Linked DNA regions of Homo sapiens: region 2 is linked to region 1. Evidence: chromatin loops called from intact Hi-C (ENCODE). Cell type or tissue: K562. All regions are shown on one strand. Each heading gives the region's core, and the rest is flanking DNA. Links, peaks and the distances in the headings are about the cores only.

Region 1 (10,060 bases), core at 277-8,276:
CTGGCCAGTTCTCTGTCAGGGAGGTGGGAGGTGGTGAAAGGTCACCTCCCAAAGAGGGTGGTGAATTTCAGCAAGGTTGGCCTTCGGGCCTGTCCAGAACCTCTGGGGTGAGACGGTGTGTGCATGTGAGTGTTGATGGCCCCCTCTGTGAGTGTACAGTTGGCTCCTCTTCCTTCAAGCTAATGAGTAAGACAAAAGGGAAACAAGGAGAACGTCAAGCTTCTCCACTTCGTCGGTGATCTGAGCCACTTTGTTGAATCAGATGATGGTTTTCGGAAACTAGAAGAGCGTTTCCTCAACTTGTGCTATTCACAATGTAATGAGCATAGACACAGCACCCTGAAGTCTAATCTGCATTTTATCATCTGAAGTCTAGACAAGTAACCATAAGTCAAGCCTCCTCCCACCACGGCTGATTTCAAGCTACCAGTTAGATGTCATTTAACGTGGAGCTGGAGGAGATGCCCTCAGCACCCTGTTATGTGGTGTTTGTGTCCATAGGTCCCACAGATGTACATAACCGAGGGGCAGAGAAAACAGTCGTGTATGCAGAAATAAGTAGGAAGTGACGTTTGCCGATTTTGCTTTTAATAACACAAATTGTAAGCTTCTATAATTTGTTAATGATCATTAACAACTGGCTAGCAAAATTGTTGAGAATTCAGCAGTTGGCTTTCCTGAGCCAGTAGGAGCTGCCCCCACACAGCACAAGGCGGAAGCAGACAGTGGCCCTCATGGCACCCCCCAATCCCGAGTGACTCTAATCCCGGGACCATGGCTCCCTCCAACCCCGAGTGACTCCAATCCTGGAACCTCATGGCACCTTCCAATCCCGAGTGACTCCAATCCCGGGACCTCATGGCACCCTCCAATCCCGAGTGACTCCAATCCCGGGACCTCATGGCACCCTCCAATCCCGAGTGACTCCAATCCCGGGACCATGGCTCCGGGCCCACTGATTCTGGCTTCAGCGTCAGCGGACTGTGCTGGGTCACTGCTCTCTTCACTCTCCACACCACACCCCGACCCCCGCGCCCTCCTCCACCCTGCCCCTCTGCCTGGATTGCCCTTACTCCCGGTGCCAGCCAGAGGAGTTGAGGGATGCGGGGAGCCTGCCTCGGCTCCCACGAGGCTCAGAGAGGCCTGACCTGCTTCAGCCTCTTTTCAGACCTTCCCGGTCAGCACAACAGGCGCTGCCTGAGAACTGGCCCGCCTCTCCCCACCCCTCCCTGACATGTGCCCTCCCAGAGGCACAAATCAGCCTGAGGGAGGCCTTGTACACAGCCAAGTAATCATCCCTAGGGCTCAATGCACTAGCTATTGCTTTGATCTGGGTCGGCTCCTTTGGGGGGCTGAGCAGCTCAGCAGGCCCCCTCTTCCCCTGGGGTAGGGTGGAGGAAGCTTAGTGCTGCCTTTGGGAACTCAGCTCTGAAGTGCGGCTGGGGTCGGCTGGGGTGTGATGGACCCGCTCTGCACCATCACAGAGGGGAATTAGGAGCAAACCGCCCCAGGACAGAAGGGCAGGTAGTGAGAGGCAAGAGGTGTAGGTGGAGAATGTTTATTGTATAAAATGAGAAGGGGCTGCCCCACCTCGGGGCACAAGGAACAGAACTCCCCCCCACCCTCCCCCTCCAGGGAAGCCCATCCTGGGGCTTCCCTGCACCTGCCCCTGCAGCCCTGAGGGAGACCCTGCTCCCTCCCGGCCTCCGGCGGGGGCCAGGGAAGGCTGGAGCCACACCCCAGAATGAGGCGGCAGAGAGGACAGGATCCTGCCACCCAGCCTCATCCCCATGCTTCCCCCCGGCCCACCCCCACCGCTCCCCACAGCCGACTCAGGGACACCACACGTCTCAACACAACAGCGGACACGTCCAGGGCTGCTCCCCGCCAGCCCTCAGGCTCGGGTGGGCCAGGGCTCTAGAAGACGGTGCACTTCTTCCCCGGCTTCTTCACTGGGGGCGGGCAGAGCACCGCGCGGATCGCCTCGTCAAACACTGTCTTCAGGCCCCGCTGGGTCAGGGCTGAGCACTCCAGGTATTTCACAGAGCCTAGCGGCAGTGAGGAGGGGAGACAGTGAGGGTGGGGTACAGGGAGGCCCTTACTGCGCCTCCCCACCCCTCCCCTGCAGGCCGCCAGCGCCTACCCACCAATCTCCCGGGCCATGGCCAGGCCCTGTGGGTAGGTGATGGGTGCCAGCTTCTTGTCCCGCAGCCGCTCAATGGTGTCCTTGTCGTCGCGGAGGTCCAGCTTGGTGCCCACCAGGAGGATGGGCGTGTGGGGGCAGTGGTGCCGCACCTCCGGGTACCACTGCAGGGACAGACGCTCTGATCCCTAGGCCCGGAGTCGGCTACCCCAGCCCCACCTGAGCAAGTCACGGCCCTCAGGGACTTTCCCCACTGTTCCAGAGCTACACTTGGCTCTTCTTCCTTCAAGGGGTGACCAGGGGCGGATTTGGTGGGGAGATACCAGGAACAAACACGCAGCCAGGGAACCTGGAGACCTCCCAGGGCCTCCTAGTCAAGGCCCATCCCCAGCAGCCAGAGCCCTCAGAACCCTCCATTCTGAGAGCTGTGACCACCACCACGGCACCCCATCAGCCCCCATGGTCATCTTCAGACCCCACTCCGTGTGCCTACCCCAGGCAGAACCCGTATCGCAATTGCCTCTAAAGGACAACTTGTCGGGGCAGGTACTGGGGCAAGCCCTCTCCCCACAGGGGCCCCCAGCCTTGCCCTACCTTGGCACGAACATTCTCGAAGGAGGCCGGGCTCACCAGAGAGAAGCAGATCAGAAAGACGTCCTTGGGAAAAAGGTGGGACCTGGTGGAGTGGTCAGGGGCTCCCCAGGGCCCTGCTCCCTCCCTTGTGCGGATCTCAGGGACCCCCCCAGCTCCCGGGGCTGGCCCCATTGTTACGTACAGTTTGGGGGTAGGAGAGTGGCCGCAGCCGATCGTAGTCCTCCTGACCCGCTGTGTCCCACAGCCCCAAGTTGACTGGTTTCCCGTCCACCATCACGTTGGCAGAGTAGTTGTCAAAACTGCAGAGCAGTGAGGGCAGGGTCAGGGCTTGGGAGGGGTCCCAGAAACCCCCAGCCCTGCTGGCCTGTGTCTTGGGGTTCACAAGTCTGCACAGAACTAGAACTCTGGCCAGCACCTCAGCTCCAGCCGGGAAGCCCAGAGACAGGGCCACCTGAGCCGACGTGGAAGCCCAGAGGAGACCCTGCCCGTGTCCCCCCCATGCCACACTCACACGGAGGGCCTGTGCTCTCCCGGGAAGCCCCCACACTCACACGGTGGGGATGTACTCTCCGGGGAAGGCGTTGGTCGTGTAGCTGATCAGCAAGCATGTCTTCCCCACGGCGCTGCGGACAGGGCAAGCCACGTGGCTCCCGGGCCCGGCCTCGGACCCTCTGCCCAGCAAGGGCAGCCCCCTCTCCCGGAGCCAGAGGCGAGTTAGGGGCGTCTGGGGTCGAGAGGGGGACCCAGCCCACCAGATCCGTGGCGACCTAAGGCTGGAGGACGACCTGGGCAGGCCGGGCTCCGGGGGCTGGGGTGGTGAATAAGGGCGCAGGGCGCCCCACACTGGGGCCCCAGGCAGAGGCCCCGACTCCGAGGGTGGCGGCAGGAGAGGGTGGGGCCGGCTGAGGGTTCAGCCCAGGTGAGAGGCCTGGCCCCACCCACTGGGAGGACAGGGCGGCGGCCCCGCCTCGCCCGCAGCCAGCCCAAGCGGGAGCCGGGCAGCATCAGGTGGGCCCGAGCTGGAGGCCCGCGGACCCCGCCCCGCCCCACCCCGCCCTCCTCGACCCCGGGGCGCACGCGGCTCGGGCGGGGTACGGCGGGGCCGCCTCGCGAGGACCCGGGCGCCACCCCCGCCCCGCCCCGGCTGCGCCCCGAGCCCCCGAGCCCCCCTCCCGCCCAGCCCAGCCAAGCGGCCTCCGGGCCGCGCACTCACCCGTCGCCGACCACCACGCACTTGATGGCCTGCATGGGCGCGGGCCGGGCGGCGGCGGGCGCGGCCGCGAGCCGAGCTGCGGAGAAATGCCCGGCGCCGCAGCGGCCGCGGACCCGAGCGCCGAGCGATCGGCCGGAGACAGCCGAGCGCCGCCGAGCGCCGGGCGCGGAGACAGCCGAGCGCGGCCGGCGGGGGGCGGGGGGCGGGGGCGGGGGCGGGCGGGGGGCGCCCGGCCGCGCGGCTGGCGGGGCGGGGCCGCCCGAACCCGGGCAGAGCTGCGCGAGCTGCGGCGCCCCCGCCTCCAGCGCGACCCCGGCCCGGGGGTCTCCTACGGGTCCCTCGGGGCGCAGCGCAGGCCGGAGAGAGCCCAGCGACCTGGACCCGGCGGGGAGGGCTCCGCGCGCTGCGCTTTCTCGGGGACCCGCCCCCTGCCGCCGGGAGCCAGCTGGGAACTCCGGGGTCTGCAGCCGCCCGAACCCCCAGACGGACAGCCCCCGCGGCCCTCCCGTCCCTTCAAGGCAGCGGCGAGGAGGGGCGAACAGCCGCACCCCGGCAGGCCCTCCCTGCAGGGCTGGGGGCAGAGGGCCGCGCGTTTGGAGAGGCACGGACGGTCGCGCGTTTGGAGGGAGAGGCGGGGCCAGAATGTATCACAAAGTGCAAACGCGCTGTATTTCCAAACCCCGCCGCGCGCAGGCGGCCGCAGCGTTCACGGTGACATCGCAAAAGGCGAGGGGGAGACGCGCCCGCGGGACCCCTTCCCGGTGTGCTCCCACGTGGCGTCGACCGGGAAGAAGGGGCCGGTAGGGAGCCCTTCCCAGGCGCCTCCCACGGGGTTCCCCCGCAGCCGCGACACCACCAACAGTCGCCGCAACCGCCGCGTGGAACAGACGACCCGGGTCTCAAAGAGGCGGCGCGGGCGGGACGCAGCCCCTGGTCCATCTCGGGCGCCGCCTGATGCACTCCTACTGCGCCCGGGTCCTCCCGGCCTGTCTCACTTTGGGGGGCTCAGGGTCCTCACGGGGGACGCCTGCACGTAAGCCAGGACGGCGTTCTGCAGGAAGCTCGCCCTCTGGGCCTCCTCGTCCCGGATGCGGGCGATCTCCGCCTCCCGGAGCCGCAGCTTCTCCCGGAGAGACGCGTTCTCGCTCTCCCTGTCCAGCAGCGCCTCTCGGTGGTCGCTCGCCATCACTGCAGGGCAAGGAGCGCAGTGAGCGGACGCAGCCCCAGCGCACCGTGGCACGGCCTCAGCACGGGAGACCTGGCCAGCCCCGCTCTCTGGCTGGCCTCACGTCCCACCAGTGGGCGGCGGGAGGACAAGGGTCTGGCTCACCTTTCAGCTGGCGCTCCAGGGCCGCCGCCTTCTCCCTCAGCGCCTCCTGAGCCGCCAGCTCCGCCTGCAGCCGGCCGTTCTGCTCCTGCAGCTCCACGCGCACCCTGCTCACCTCGGCCACCCTTTCCTGGTCCTTGAGGCTCAGCTCCTGCCAGGCACGAAGGCTGGGGAGTGAGGCGAGGGTTGGGGGCTAGCACGCCCGGGGCCCCCCACCGGAGCCCCGCCTACCTGCTGCAGCTCTTCCAGGCGCCGCCGCAGGCCCTCAACTTGCAGGCCCAGCTGGCTGACCCGGGTCTGGGCCTCGGCCACCACCTGCTTCTGCTGTAGGCAAGCGCCCTGCGCCTCGTCCCGTGCCTGCGCCAGCAGTCTCAGCTTGTCCTCCAGGTGAGCCAGGCGCTGTTGCTGTGAGCACAGGGGCCGCCACGAAGCATGAGGGGCTCAGCCTGAGCTCAGCTGAGGGAATGTCTGCACGGGCACGACCCCACCTCTCTGCAGGACTGGCTGCTCTAGTTACTATGACTCTGAACCCGCTCCCCTGGCAGCCACCTCCTCCAGATGCCCTCTGGGCTCTCCTCCTCCCTCTTCGGTCACACCACCCCTCCCATCCATCCATGCGTGTAGTCACAGGCTGCAGAGATGGGCCAAACCTCTCCACCGTCTCAGGCCCTGATCCAAGGCTGAAGCGGACCCACCAGTGTCCAGGGTGTGCTCATCTGACCTCAACACCACACTCCCGCCTCCCCACTCAGACCGAAGCTCTGGAGTCTGCATGCGGGCCGCAATGCCGGGCAGCCTGGCTCCCCCGGAGGGTGGCGGACATGTGTGGCTCACCTCCTCCAGGCGGGCCTGGCTCTTGGCCTTGATCAGCTCCTCCTCAGCCTGGCCACGCTCGCTGAGTGCCGCTGCTTTCACTCGGCTCAGCTCCTGCACAGATGGCCACCTGCCAGCCCGTTCTCCTGTCCCTGGCCCAGGGCCCTTCTCTCTCTGGCCCATCCAGCCAACCCCAGCCAGGGGGGCTCCTCTCTGCCAGCCTCCTGAGGGCCACGCAGCTGCTCTGCCACCTAGCTCGCTGGGCAAGGTTCCTAAGGCCAAGGAAGTCCGAATGCCACCTAAGTCCCTTTAGCTTCTTGGGCACACTGGTGGGTGGGTCCCCAAGGTGGGGCCTATGAGCCTCTGGGAACAGGAAGAGGTCTCTGGTCCTGAGGCGGCGAACACCAGGGGCCCCTGCCTTGTTCAGCCCAGGACTAAGGCAGAGCTTGGCCCTGCCTGGTGGGCACTCACCTCCTCCAGGGACAGCCGCGCCGCCTCCAGCCTCTGCACCCGCTCCTGCATGGCCTTCTCACTCTCCTCCAGGTGACGGGTCATATGCTCCACCTGCTCAGGGGCAGGGATTGTGGGGCCAGAGTGGAGAGCGGGCCTCCCTACCTTCTCCTCACGGACTCCCCACCCTGAAAGGCAGGTGTCTCTTGAGAACCTTGTTCATTCTGAGAAAGCACTGCCTCAGATGGCCTAGCAGGAAACTACCGCAGCATGCACACCCTGAACGAGTGGGCCTTGGTGTCTCTTCAACGGCAGCCTGTACTACGGCTCAGACATTGCCGGGGTCCCCCCGCCGCCCCCAATAGGAGGTTCTGGGTCTGACATCCGCTCAGGCTGGCAAAATACGGCCACCCAGTGACCCAAGGTTGGCAAGGGAAGCTCCCACCAGGTGTGTGCTTTGGGGACACCTGCGTGACACCAAGACCAGAGACTGAGGCGCATTAGAGGCCAACGAAGAGGGCACCTCCTTGATGCGCAGGCTTTCGGAGTCCTCCAGGCTCTGTCTGCATCTTCTCTTCTCCATGTCCAGGCGCTCTGGAAGCCCAGGGTGGGCAGAGTATGCGTGAGCATCCCCTGGGGGCCCCCGTCCCCCGGTGCCCATCCCCAGGCCCCTCCACAGCAGGCCTGCCCGTGCCCACCCTCGGCCTGGATGGCCCGCATCTTCAGCTCAGCTGACATGCTGGTCATCTCCTGCCTGGTCTGGAACAGCTGCTCCTGCTGACACCTGAACTTCCGCTCCAACTCGTCTACCTGAAAGCCGGCACCAGGGAGGGAAGCTGCAGCCCAGCCCTGCCGCGCCCACCCTGGGCTCCCTGGCTCCATCCACCACAGCTACCTGGTTTTGCAGAAGCAGGTTCTTTTCATTGGCAGCAGACAAGTCTCTGAGGAGTTTAGACTCCCGCTCTGCAGCTTCCTGGGAGGGGAACGGGGTATGGGTAGTGAGGGTCACGAAGCCGCCACGCACCCCTTGGCCCACCCCTCTCAAGCCCTGCCCACCCACCTGCTGCTCCAGCTTGAGCTCCTTGGCCTGCCTCTGTGACAGGCTCAGCTGCTCCTGCTCCGCTGTGGCCAGGAGCTCCCCCAGGTCCTGGGCCTTCTGCTCCGACAGAGCCAGGGCGGCCTCTGTCATCTGCAGCCTGCAGAAAGGAGGGGCAGCACCCCCGCCCCGGTTGGAGTTTCACTTGCCTTATAAAGGCCTCGCTGCTTTCACTGTTGCTGGGCACCTAGTCAACCCCAGCCAGCACCCGCCTCCTCCAGGAAGGCTTCTGGGTTACTGCCCCAGCCTCACCATTTCCCACCTCTGCTTTGCAAACAGGACTTGCACACAGGTTCACACCACCTTTCTCTGCCCTGTGGGCACGTCTCTGAAGTATCCTGAGGCCACCCCCCACTTACTTGGCCTTGAGAGCGTTGATGATGGAGTGCCTCTCATTCAGGGCTTCCTGAAGCTGCCCTACACGGGCTGCCGACGCCCTGTGGGCAGAGAGGAGGGTGCAGAGAGTAACCCAAACCCCAGAGCGCTCCCATACCCCTCTGGCCTCGGTAGCTGCTGCTGTTCCTTAAGCATCTATGGTCGCCTGGGCACTGAGCCTCCAGCGACCTCCTCGTGGCCTCACTCGTGGGCTCAGGTTGGTCCCATCTGAGTCTGAGCCAGGACCTGATCCCTGAAGCCTCACCCTGCCCCTGCCCTGGGCCCGCTCACCTGCTGCTCTTGGCCATCTCTTCTCGCTGCTTATCAATAGTCTCCATCAAGTCGAGGAACTGGGGACAGAGACAGCCGCAGCCCTGTCAGGGCACCTGCAGCCTGTCCACCTGACCTTCTCAGGGGGAAGGAGAGCCAGCGCCCACCAATGTGGCAAGGCAGCGGAGGGTTCCACCCACGGTGCCCTGTCTCCTTCACAGGAAGGGTGGCCCCTGCAGAGCGAGGCCTCAGGGCTCAGACGCCAGCTCCCCAAGGAAGTCCACCTGCAGATCAGACCAGGAGGCCGCCCCTCCTTCCTGGTACCAGCCACTCAGAGAGGCTCCAGGGCCCCGAGGAAGGGAAGATGGGCAGACCACGGGGCTGAGGGAGGAAGGACGTGGCCAGGCCCTCCAGCCATAAGCAGCTCCAAGGTCAGTGAAGGCGCCATCCTCACCTGCTTGGACTTCTCCTCCCGGAGGTGCTGGACCTCCTTGCTGAGGACGTGAGTGCGGGCTTGGTTCTCCTGGAAGGTGGTGAGCCGGTCCTGGCTGTGGCCCATGGCTTGCTCTGCAGAAGGAGCTGTGTCAGCTGGGCACAGGGGCTCATGCCTGGAATCCCAGCACTTTGGGAGGTCGAGGTGGGTGGATCACCTGAGGTCAGGGGTTCGAGACCAGCCTGGCCAACATGGTGAAACCCCATCTGTACTAAAAATACAAAAAAGTAGCTGGGCATGGTAGCGCACACCTGTAATCCCAGGTACTCGGGAGGCTGAGGCAGGAAAATCGCTTGAACCGGGAGGTGGAGGTTGCAGTGAGCCGAGATTGCGCCACTGCACTCCAGCCTGGGTGACTGAGTGAAACTCAGTCACACACACACACACACACACACACACACACACACAAAGGAGCTGTGTCACCCCGGGGCTGCTTAGCCTCAGGAGTAGCTGGTGGCCACCAGCCCTGCACCCAGCGGCTGGCTGCTTGGGAATCTATGCCGTGTGGGGCAGCGTCTCACCCGGCAAGTCAGGGGTGCCCCCTCAGTGCATGGGGGTGGAAGTGCTTTGTGGGGTTCGGGCTGTGAGCAAGAGCCGCCTGGTGTTGGGGAGCGCGTGCACATGTGGGGCAGAGGTGGTGGGAGCTGCTCCACCGCAAAAGGCAAGGGCCATCCTGGGGCATCTGGCCACCATCCCAAAGGTCAAGGGGCACTGCACAATGCTGAGGCAAATGCTGTGCCCAGCTCAGTTCTGGAAAGATCTGGGTAGCATGTGGCGAGGGGGCAGAGGTCAGGAGGGATGACAACAACCAGGGCAGTGCCGAGGCGAAGCCAGGGACGGCGCAGCTGGAGTCAGAGGCCAGGCAGAACCAGCAGGAGGGATGAGCCCTCAGCACAGGGGCTGGAAGAGGCTGCCGCTGTGCGCGGATTAGGGAGTACGGGGGGCCTGGCAAAGTCCCCAGCTGAGTCTGGGGCACTGGGGCCTGAGGCTGAGACATCAGCTGCAAGGATTCGGGGTCGCTGGTGGGAGGGAATGTGTGGAGGCCAGCACAAGCCAGGGGGCCCCACCTCACCTGACTCACATGCAGGGCCACAGACTCAGGGTGACCAGGGAGCCTTCCTGGCCAAGGCCAAGACCTGGGCCACCCGAAGCATCAGCAAAGCCACCAAGGCCAGGACTGTGAGCCACACGGCCTCAGCTTCCCCAGCTGTGAAACGGGCACCCTCCACTGCACAGGTCCTAAGAACTCAGCAAGTACACAGGGCGCCTCGGACAGTGCCCATGTG
Region 2 (10,060 bases), core at 836-8,835, 320 kb before region 1:
ATGGCTGCCAAGGTGCTACCAACCTGCTGCATCCCTGGCTGAGGCTCAGAGCCTCCTGGGCTGGTGCCTTCCTGGGCACAGGATCCCCAGCAAGTCCAGGAATCTGACCTGAGGTCACCAATCATGCCCAGGGAAACCAGCCAGCCCCCAAAGCCTCCAAAACCCAAGTGGGCTTGGTTCTGTTGGCAGGTGACCCAGCTGGAATCAAACAAGAAAGAAAAGTGTGTTTAGATCATCAGGTGACTCACCAAATAGAACTTTCTTGAAAACTGTTTAATAATCAAGACCAGGAAAAGATTATGGAATATTCTAGCAAAGTCCAAGTACTTGGATTTTAAAATCAACATTTATCTTACTGCTCTTATATTACAAAGTTCCGCCCTCACCTCCAGTCTCAACGTTTGCACAAAGCATTTCAGCAGCACATGCAATGGCGTTATGGTTGGCTTTTCCCTCTCGCTCCTCCGCACAGCACTGAAGAAGGACAGGAGCAGTTTTCTTTGTTTCTTGCATGAATTTACTACTGAGGCTCGTCAGAGAGAGGCTGCCTGTGGGAGTGATGCATGGCCTCTGCTTCCACGGAGAAAAGCCACACGGTGGTGGCCAGGGGTGGGATGCGCCCGTGGACATGGAGGACAGATGTGTTCTGAGAAGCTGCCTGTTTCTTTTGTTTGTTTTTGAGATGGACTTTCACTTTTGTTGCCCAGGCTGGAGTGCAATGGCGCGATCTCAGCTCACGCCAACCTCCACCTCCCGGGTTCAAGTGATTCTCCTGCCTCAGTCTCCCAAGTAGCTGAGATTACAGGTGCCTGTCACCATGCCCAGCTGATTTTTGTATTTTTAGTAGAGATGGGGTTTCACCATGTTGGCCAGGATGGTCTCAATCTCTTGACCTCGTGATCCACCCGCCTTGGCCTCCCAAAGTGCTGGGATGACAGGCATGAGCCACCGTGCCCAGCCGAGGTGGCTTCTTTACAACAGACTATCCAGGGGACCACAGTCACCCTCCCCTCACTCCCAGCCCACCCTTCCTGCTCATTTGCTTTGTCCACCTACTCAGCTCCGTGGCCCATTGGTGGCCTCCATCCTTCTGAAGGACCAAGAAGCCACTGCCATGTGGAAGCACCTCCACGTGCCCTGGTCAGGTCTGTCACCAGTGCTGTGTGAGGATCAGAACACCCTCGACCACACTGGCTCATCATCCAAATTGTAATCATGGACTTAGAGGCTGTCCTTTTAAAAATAACTTTTGGTATTGTTTGCTTATTTCAAAGTAAACAAATTCATTATCAAACATTTAGAAAACAGGCAAGCAAATAAGAGGAAAGAACATCACCAGTCACACATTCTCCAGAGAGTGCAAAAAGCAAGGTCTCTGTATCTTACTCTCAAGTAGGAAGAATGGTTGCAGGAGAGGAAGGAAGGAGAGAGGGCCTGGGCGCTGTACCCGGCTGTGGCCAGCTCTGTCCTGAACCCTCCTGGGGTCTGTCCTGAACCCTCCTGGGCTCTGTCCTGAACCCTTCTGGGGTCTGTCCTGAACCCTCCTGGGGTCTGTCCTGAACCCTCCTGGGCTCTGTCCTGAACACTCCTGGGCTCTGTCCTGAACACTCCTGGGGTCTGTCCTGAACCCTCCTGGGGTGGGATTTCCATAAGGTGGGCATTATTATCTTCCCTGGGCTGGGCCAGAGCCTGGTTGGGGCCTGGGGCCCCATCCTGAGTCCAGAGTCTGTGACTCCTCCATAGGCCCCAGGGCCTGTGCAGTGACAGTCCCTGAGCAGCAAAAGAGCAAATGAGTGCTGGGAATTGTGGGTCCCTTCCCTAAAAAGGCAGAGGTGGTGATCCCGCCCAGCCCAGGGTCTTCAAAACTGCAGGTACATCCTTGCTGTTCTGTCAAACACATCTGCAGATAACTTGAGTCCATCTAGGGTGGGTTTCCAGGCAGCTGGGGACCAAGTGAGGGGGTGGAGGCGGCCACGTGAGACCCCAGGAAGCAGAGCCCCCACCACCCCAGGAGATTTCTTCATCCACAGTGGCAAGGGTGGGGGCTGCCCTAAGATGTCAGCAAAGACCACCATTGGGGAAGGTCTTGGACATGACTCTGAGTGGTCCCATGGGGAAAGGGGACTGGTGTCTCCTGGAGGGAGATGCTGGAAGAAGGCCAGAGAGGAAGGATGGCCAGAAGTCCCCATTTCCATAGCCCAAACCTGTGGAAACACTGCCCCTGGGCAGCTCTGTGCCCCTGGCGACCTCCTGGTATGATGCAGCTTAGAAAGAAGCTGCCTGTCTCTCCATTGCCAGCCTTTTCTGGAAGTCTGGGTGCCTTCAGGTTTGGGGATACTGAAACATCCTCCCAATATCCCAGGGCTCCTGGCCTTTGAACACCCGCGAGGGGCGGGGCAGCCACACACTTGGGGGTCACGTTCCCTGGGACTCTCCCCTCTTGGCTTCCCCCCATCACCCAGGGCCAGGGAGGCCGGGGCAGGTGCAGACCCAATCCTGGCAGTTGGCAGCGGTTTCCAGGCGCCTGCGTGACCCTGTCTGTAGCCTACAGGAGCAGGTGCTGCCTGTGATGGGGGCCCTGGGCTCCAGCAGATGTAGGAAGGTATGAGAGTGCAGCCACCCTCCTACACCCTCTCTCCCTAAGGCCTCCATAGTAGATTTAGGGTTCATGCTACTGGGTGAGATGGAGTTGAGGGAGGGCCCGCAGTTCTAAAGATCTGGGTCACACTTGGGCTATAGGGCCCTGTTAGCCATGAACTCCTTCATCAAATAAACCAAATGTGGAAGACGCATACCTGGGGCCCTGGTGCTTGATTTTGTTTTCTGCTCTCATCTCTCATCACCCTACAAAATGCATCTCCATAAAAAGACATTAAACAGCCCCGCACGGTGGCTCACGTCTGTAATCCCAGCACTTTGGGAGGCCAAGGCAGGTGGCTCACCGGAGGTCAGGAGTTCGAGACCAGCCTGGCCAACATGGTGAAACCCCGTCTCTACTAAAAATACAAAAATTAGCTGGGCATGGTGATGGGAGCCTGTAATCCCAGCTACACGGGAGGCTGAGGCAGAAGAATTGCTTGAACCCGGGAGGTAGAGGTTGCAGTGAGCCGAGATTGCGCCACTGCACTCCAGCCTGGGCAACAGAGTGAGACTCTGTCTCCAAAAAAAAAAAAAAAAAAAAAAGACATTAAATGAGACTAAGAAAAAAATGGCAAGTATTAAACATTTTGGGTAAATCAGAGCCATGTCATGCTGGCCTCACCCTCAGCCACCAGCTGCCTGCCCCCGCAGAGCCAAGCTCATTGCTGTCTGTCATCTGAGTGAGGGCACTGTGCATGATGAATAACACCTTTTTTTTGTTAAAAACAGCTTGAAATATTTACTTCAGTTTAATCTGTTCATTTTTAAATCAGAGCAAAACCAAAGTTGTGCAGAATGAGCTGGGAGATTAGGGGGCCTCAATCCTACTCCACAGGGACCCTGTCCACATGTGGCTCAATCCTGCTCCATAAAGACCCTAGCCACAGGCCGTGGCCCAACCCACATGGCCTGGACACACAGAACAACCCTCAAATCAACCCAGAAGCTCCAGATACTGGGCGTGCCCCCCACAGCCCTCGGCAACACCATAAACCCCACTTGGGGACACAATGGGGGCCACCGCCAGGCACACAAATGGCCCCAAAGGAGCATGGCCTCCCCCTCCTCTGCCCACTGGTCTGGATCCTACCTCCTAGGGGTGGGCACCAGGGGTTCTGTCCAAGGAAAGGGGCTCTGCCCATGACAACTGGGAGGTGGTGTCGTGTCCACCCTGCCATGCACAGCGCCCACACACAGGAAGCGGCGTGGCTGCAACAGCCCCTGGGTGTGAGGCCTCCCATACCCCTGGTGTGCTCGCTGAGATCTGAGACTGGAGAAGCAGGCACTGGAAGCAGGACTTGGCGAACCCACACGCCTCCTGGCAGGGAGGGAAGATTATGGAAACTGGGGGCTTCCGGGTGCACCTGTGCCACCCCCACATGGCTTGGGGCAGGCGCCTGGCATCCCTGGGCACCTGTGGGTGCGGCAGAGCAGCCCGGAGGCAGCAGGATCAATTTCTAGGCTCTGGATTTGGGCGCCAACTTGCTGTGTGCCAATAGCACCCCCTGGTGGTCACTTCAGTCTGCACGGACGCTCGTGCTTTTGTACCATCAAATCAGCCAAGCCCGCAAAGGGGCCCTGCCATTGGCCTGGTCTCTGGACTGGTTGCTGGGAAGAACTGAGAACCATGGCTGGCCCTTTAGCAATTCCTGAGGCCTCCCGACCCTCCTCCTCCAATCGGCTCTGCCTCCATCTTCTGATCTGTGGAGTTGGGATGTTGCACACGGCATCCCGACGGCAACCCGCGTCCTCCTTCAGCTGAGAGTCTGCCGGGTGGGCTGAGGCCGGGCCAGGGGCTATACCTGGGCCACCCCAGCAAGCTCCCTCCCTCGGTCCAGCTCCACGGCCGGCCCCAGCCCTGGAGGCCTATTGCGAGTGCATGTTTGTGTGTGAGAGCATGCCCTCACGAGTGTGCAGGGGTGTGTGGGGTGCGGTGTATACATGCACAGGTGTGTTCGTGTGTATGCAGGAGTGGGCGGGTGCACAGACGTGCACCTGTGGGCAGGAGTGACCTCAGAGACTCCTTCCCGCAGATGCCTCGGTCGCAGGGCCCCAGCCCGGCGTGGTTGGTGACCTCAGAGACTCCTTCCAGCAGACGCCTCGGCCGCGGGGTCCCAGCCCGGCGTGGTTGCTGCTCTACACACATCTGCTGGATTGAAGTAAACAGGAAGAGTCAGTTAATAATAGAAGGACTTGGGGTGTGAAGCAGCTGGCCCCAAAGGCAGGAGCTACAAAGCGAGAGGACCTAGAAGCAGATGCTGACTGAGGTCAGGTTTGGGGTAGATAACAGGGGGCAGGTCATTCATGTTCTCTGCTTGCCTGTGTTTTCCACAGCTTCTAAAATGAACTTGAGTTACCTGGAAATAAGAAGCTCAACAATTGTAACATTCTCGGGCTGCCAGCAACTCCATGTCTGAAGCCCAGCCTGGATCGAGCCCTGGAGAAGCCTCGAGGGTGGGCCGAGGTGGTGGCCCGTCCAGCCCTCCTGGACAGGCCCAGTGGCTGGGACAGAGGCCTCCGAGGTGCCGGGTGTGCCGGCCCCACGATGGTGCACCTGCCGCCACCCCGGTGAGATGGGCATCACCCAGGGAGGCGCAGAGAAGCCGGCAGCGCAGCCAGGACTGACACGTAATCCCGACACCTGGGCCATCGGCAAGAACTGTCAGCCTACTTGACCTCTTTTTGTGACAAATCAGATCCTCCCCCAAGAACAGACCAGTGTCTGTCAGCATCAACCCCCACAGACACCTCTGCTGGTGTGGCAGGTGACATTGCCACAGTGGGGCCCTGAGTCAGGCGGCAAGTCTCTGTAACAAACAGCTCCAGGAGCAGTCATGCTAGTGGGGGGCTCAGCCTGTGCAGGCCCTGGGACCTGGGTAAAGTCGAGGTGCAGCATCAGAGTCCGGGGCCCCTGCACCCCAGGCCAAAGGTTGCCCTCATCCCACAGAGCCTTCCGTTGCAGCTGGTTCAGGCCCCGGGGCCAGCCGGGCATCTCGCCCTGAAAACCACAGGCTCCGTGCAGAGGGGAACCCGAGAGAGGCCTGCAGATGCCACACATGATGCTGGTGTCACATTGAAATAGTTTCGGCAGGGGGCGGTGGCGCACGCCTGGAATCCCAGCACTTATGGAGGCCAAGGCAGGCGGATCACCTGAGGCCAGGAGTTCAAGACCAGCCTGGCCAACATGGTGAAACCCCATCTCTACTAAAAATATAAAAATCAGCTGGGCGTGGTGGTGCACGCCTGTAATCCCAGCTACTCTGGAGGCTGAGGCAGGAAAATAGCTTGAGCATGGGAGGCAGAGGTTGCAGTGAGCTGAGATCACACCACTGCACTCCAGCCTGGGTGAAGAGTGAGACTCTGTCTCAAAAAAAATAAAAAGAAAAAAAAGAAATAGTTTGACCCCAGAGTCATTCTGGCACAACCTAAAAAGCCGACTCTTTAACATTTGAGCTTTTAAAAATACCAAATAACCTGGGAAAGTGACACGCTGTCCCTGTGGCCATGGGGCCATGTGAAGGGTGACGTGTCTTGCGCAGATGCCCTGTGTGCGGCCCTCACTGAAGCTGCAGGGTCTGCTGCCGCTCACAGCTCTGGACTCCAGACGTCTGCCTCTCGGGACACTTGGGACTCGATTCCACAGCTCCAGAAAACCCAGGAAACCCGAAGGCGACCTCAACACCGTTCGTTCTCTCAGTAGCATACGTGATAAATGAAGTAAAAACTCCTTTAAAGCGAGGGTTTGGGGAAACAGAACTGTTGTGTCTCAGACGGCGTTAACCAAGTTGCAATCATTTTACAATTGGGAAACTTTCTAAGAAAACTATCTACACATCTGCTTACAAATCAAAGCCAGAGTGTTTTCTACCGTCAGGAAACTGGGAGAGGCTCAGGAATGAGGGGGAGGCAGTCAAGAAATCGCTAATTAAAACCAGCGCTTTCCCACCCTTCTGGCTGGGAGGGGGCCGGGAAAGACGAGGAAGTGGAAGAGGTCAGGAGAAGGCAGTGAGTGAACAGATTACTGTCCCAGTCTCCACCTTTGTGTTTATGTTTGTACTTTTCCATGATAAAAGCTTTGTTCTGAACATCGGCCTCCCCCGGGCTGTGCAGAGCTCCACGGCCCCGGCTACCCCAGTGGCTCCAGTGGCCGACAGGGTTGATTCTACTCACCTGAGCAGGTGAGCCTCCCCAGAGTCACCTGGCATCGCTCTGGTGGGTTTGAAGGAGAGGTCAGGATCCCAGGACATGCACGCGCGGGTGGCAGTGACCCTACCAGAGCTGGGGTCACGGGGGGAACTGAGGCACCCCCCACAGACATTTTTAAATTCTAAAATCAGATGCTTTTGTTTAGTTGTTCAGAGTGAGGCTTCTATGCCCCTGCATGTGCGTCTCCAGTTTGGAACTTATGCTCCTCTAGGAGTTCCCGAGGCTCTGCGTAGAGATCAGTGGAAGAATTGGCTCAGATCAGCCTCAAGTCCTGAGGAGCAATCGTATTTCAGGGACGGCTGGCTTATTTCATTTATTATAATTCTCCTATTTACTATTCAATTCCAACACAGCAGGTTTCCAAATGTGAGAGGGAAACATTTACGTCGTGGGGACTGTGGCTGTAAATTCCCACTATGGCAGGTTTCTCTTTGACAAATAAAAGCGTTGGTTGAATTATTGACAAGGAAGATAGATTTAGAAATGTGTGTCAGACGTGGGGCTGGGTGAGTTTGTGAAGGAGAGAGAGGTGAAGGAAAGCTATGAGGCGAGCAGGGCAGGGTGGCAGCCGGCCAGCCCAGGGGGTCTCGTGGAAAGCTATGAGGCGAGGAGCAGGGCAGGGTGGCAGCCGGCCAGCCCAGGGGGTTTCGTGGGTGTTTATGCTGGGACCTTGGCCCAGGACCCCACCTGGCAGCCTCTCCTTCCCAGCAGGGCCAGCCCCCTGCAGCCCCAGGCCCTGGGGGGCAGTCTTGGAGGGGCTCTGGCTCTGATGTCTTCCCTCCCTCCAACGCTGGTCCCAGCACTCAAATAGAAACTCAAATCCTATTTTCTGCGGGTAGAGATAGGATGACAAGAGGCCTCCCTTCTAGAAAGGAAAATGAGAGATCAGAAAAATCAGAAAAACCAGAAGGCATTGGCTGGGTGCAGTGGCTCACGCCTGTAATCCCAGAACTTTGGGAGGCCGAGGTGTGGGGATCACCTGAGGTCAAGAGTTCAAGATCAGCCTGGCCAACACGGTGAAACCTCGTCCCTACTAAAATACAAAAATTAGGCGGGCGTGGTGGCAGGCACCTGTAATCCCAGCTACTCAGGAGGCTGAGTCAGGAGAATCACTTGAGCCTGGGAGGCGGAGGTTGCAGTGAGCCAAGAACGCACCATTGCACTCCAGCCTGGGTGACAAGAGCAAAACCCTGTCTCAAAAGACAAGACAAGAAAATCAGAAGGTCTTAGCTCTGGTGGAAGAGCCCGGAGAGAGGGCGTTCAGGCTGGGACCCCCTCAGTCTCTCTGTCTCCAGAGGGGGGCGTTCAGGCTGGGACCCCTCAGTCTCTCTGTCTCCAGAGAGGGGGCGTTCAGGCTGGGACCCCCTCAGTCTGTCTCCAGAGAGGGGGCGTTCAGGCTGGGACCCCCTCAGCCTGTCTCCAGAGGGGGGCGTTCAGGCTGGGACCCCTCTGTCTCTCTGTCTCCAGAGAGGGGGCGTTCAGGCTGGGACCCCCTCAGTCTCTCTGTCTCCAGAGAGGGGGCGTTCAGGCTGGGACCCCCTCAGTCTCTCTGTCTCCAGAGAGGGGGCGTTCAGGCTGGGACCCCCTCAGCCTGTCTCCAGAGGGGGGCGTTCAGGCTGGGACCCCTCTGTCTCTCTGTCTCCAGAGAGGGGGCGTTCAGGCTGGGACCCCCTCAGTCTGTCTCCAGAGAGGGGGCGTTCAGGCTGGGACCCCCTCAGTCTGTCTCCAGAGAGGGGGCGTTCAGGCTGGGACCCCTCAGTCTCTCTGTCTCCAGAGAGGGGGCGTTCAGGCTGGGACCCCCTCAGTCTCTCTGTCTCCAGAGAGGGGGCGTTCAGGCTGGGACCCCCTCAGCCTGTCTCCAGAGGGGGGCGTTCAGGCTGGGACCCCCTCAGTCTGTCTCCAGAGAGGGGGCGTTCAGGCTGGGACCCCTCTGTCTCTCTGTCTCCAGAGAGGGGGCGTTCAGGCTGGGACCCCCTCAGTCTGTCTCCAGAGAGGGGGCGTTCAGGCTGGGACCCCCTCAGTCTGTCTCCAGAGAGGGGGCGTTCAGGCTGGGACCCCCTCAGTCTCTCTGTCTCCAGAGGGGGGTGTTCAGGCTGGGACCCTTCTGTCTCTCTGTCTCCAGAGAGAGGGCGTTCTGCTGTATAAACAGGAAGCCCCGGGTGCCTGAGGATCCTTGGCACAAGCAGGGCGGGGACCGGGTCGGGGTCGCCCACATGGGCACTATCCCGAAATCTTGTGCCATCTCTTGTATTTAAAAGCAGAGTGGTTCTTCCCCCCACACTGTGGCGGCTAGCTAATTTTTTTAAGTTTTGAGTTTTTAAACCCGAACCTGCCGCTGAGCAGTTTGCAGCTTCACACTCGCGTGTGCAAGAAACAGCTTCCTGACTTCCCCCTCGGAGCCCTCCTGGGGAGGGGAAGCCGCTCCTTGGCTGCTGCGCCCTCAGACACACGCTCCCTTGTGTCAGGTGTGTCAGGCCTCTGAGCCGAAGCTCAGCCATTGTAACCCCTGTGACCTGCACATGTATGTCCAGATGGCCTGCAAGAGCCAAGAAGTCTGGGGCAACCCAAATCTACAAAAGAATGAAACAGCCAGCTCCTGTCTTAACTGATTGACCAACCTTACGACATTCCATGATGACCTGTTCCTGCCCTGTCCCACCTGATCGATCGACCTCGTGACATTCTTCTTCCGGACAATGAGTCTTATGATCTCCCCACCATGTACCTTGTGACCCCCTCCTCTGCTGACAATAGGTAACCACCTTTCACTGTAACTTTCCACTGTTTACCCCAGTCCTATAAAACGGCCCCACCCCTACCTCTCTTTGCTGACTCTTTTCGGACTCAGCCCACTTGCACCCAAGTGAATAAACAGCCTTGTTGCTCACACAAAGCCTGTTGGTGTCTCTTCACATGGACGCACGTGACACAAAGTGCTGGGGTTACAGGCGTGAGCTGCCACGCCCGGCCCTCTTTGCTCTTTCGTACGAATTTTATTTTTTATTTTTATTTTTTTTCTTGAGACAGAGTCTTGCTCTGTCGCCCAGGCTGGAGTGCAGTGGCGCGATCTCGGCTCACTGCAAGCTCCGCCTCCCGGGTTCACGCCAGTCTCCTGCCTCAGTTACCTGAGTAGCTGGGACTACAGGCGCCCGTCACCACACCTGGCTAATTTTTTGTATTTTTTTAGTGGAGACGGGGTTTCACCGTGTTAGCC

What was found. Hi-C counts contacts between places; a loop is a spot of excess contacts. Peaks named below come from ENCODE experiments on the same cell type or tissue, not always from the same donor. Only the 100,000 strongest peaks of a DNase experiment are listed, where the experiment ranks them.
Region 2: it touches region 1 in a loop (4-fold over the local background); 5 of 110 quality-filtered maps call a loop at or near these places.

Annotation. Positions count from the first base shown.
Region 1 is chr17:82,025,687-82,035,746 of GRCh38, reverse strand. It overlaps LRRC45 (leucine rich repeat containing 45), which reads right to left. Exons shown (of 17, transcript NM_144999.4): 6 at 8,736-8,848; 7 at 8,303-8,361; 8 at 7,996-8,073; 9 at 7,601-7,736; 10 at 7,436-7,513; 11 at 7,239-7,350; 12 at 7,064-7,134; 13 at 6,562-6,654; 14 at 6,112-6,204; 15 at 5,509-5,682; 16 at 5,281-5,428; 17 at 4,596-5,138. The coding sequence ends at 4,942. RAC3 (Rac family small GTPase 3) reads right to left here and starts at 4,069. Exons shown (of 6, transcript NM_005052.3): 1 at 3,951-4,069; 2 at 3,289-3,360; 3 at 2,919-3,036; 4 at 2,738-2,800; 5 at 2,148-2,307; 6 at 1,543-2,048. The coding sequence starts at 3,985. The coding sequence ends at 1,918. RefSeq lists silencers at 3,634-3,793, 3,994-4,073, 4,434-4,543, 4,564-4,853 and an enhancer at 5,451-5,974. In K562, for the core only: CTCF peaks have their summits at 3,568 and 5,113; DNase peaks (open chromatin) are centred at 3,666, 4,106, 4,486 and 5,076; H3K4me3 peaks cover 2,787 bases.
Region 2 is chr17:82,346,088-82,356,147 of GRCh38, reverse strand. No RefSeq gene overlaps it. Among named protein-coding and RNA genes, the nearest start is that of TEX19, 8.1 kb to the left of the region's middle. RefSeq lists enhancers at 1-259, 3,327-4,203, 4,634-4,853, 5,532-5,651 and a silencer at 4,584-4,762. In K562, for the core only: CTCF peaks have their summits at 4,151 (motif pointing left) and 5,729 (motif pointing right); a DNase peak (open chromatin) is centred at 4,187.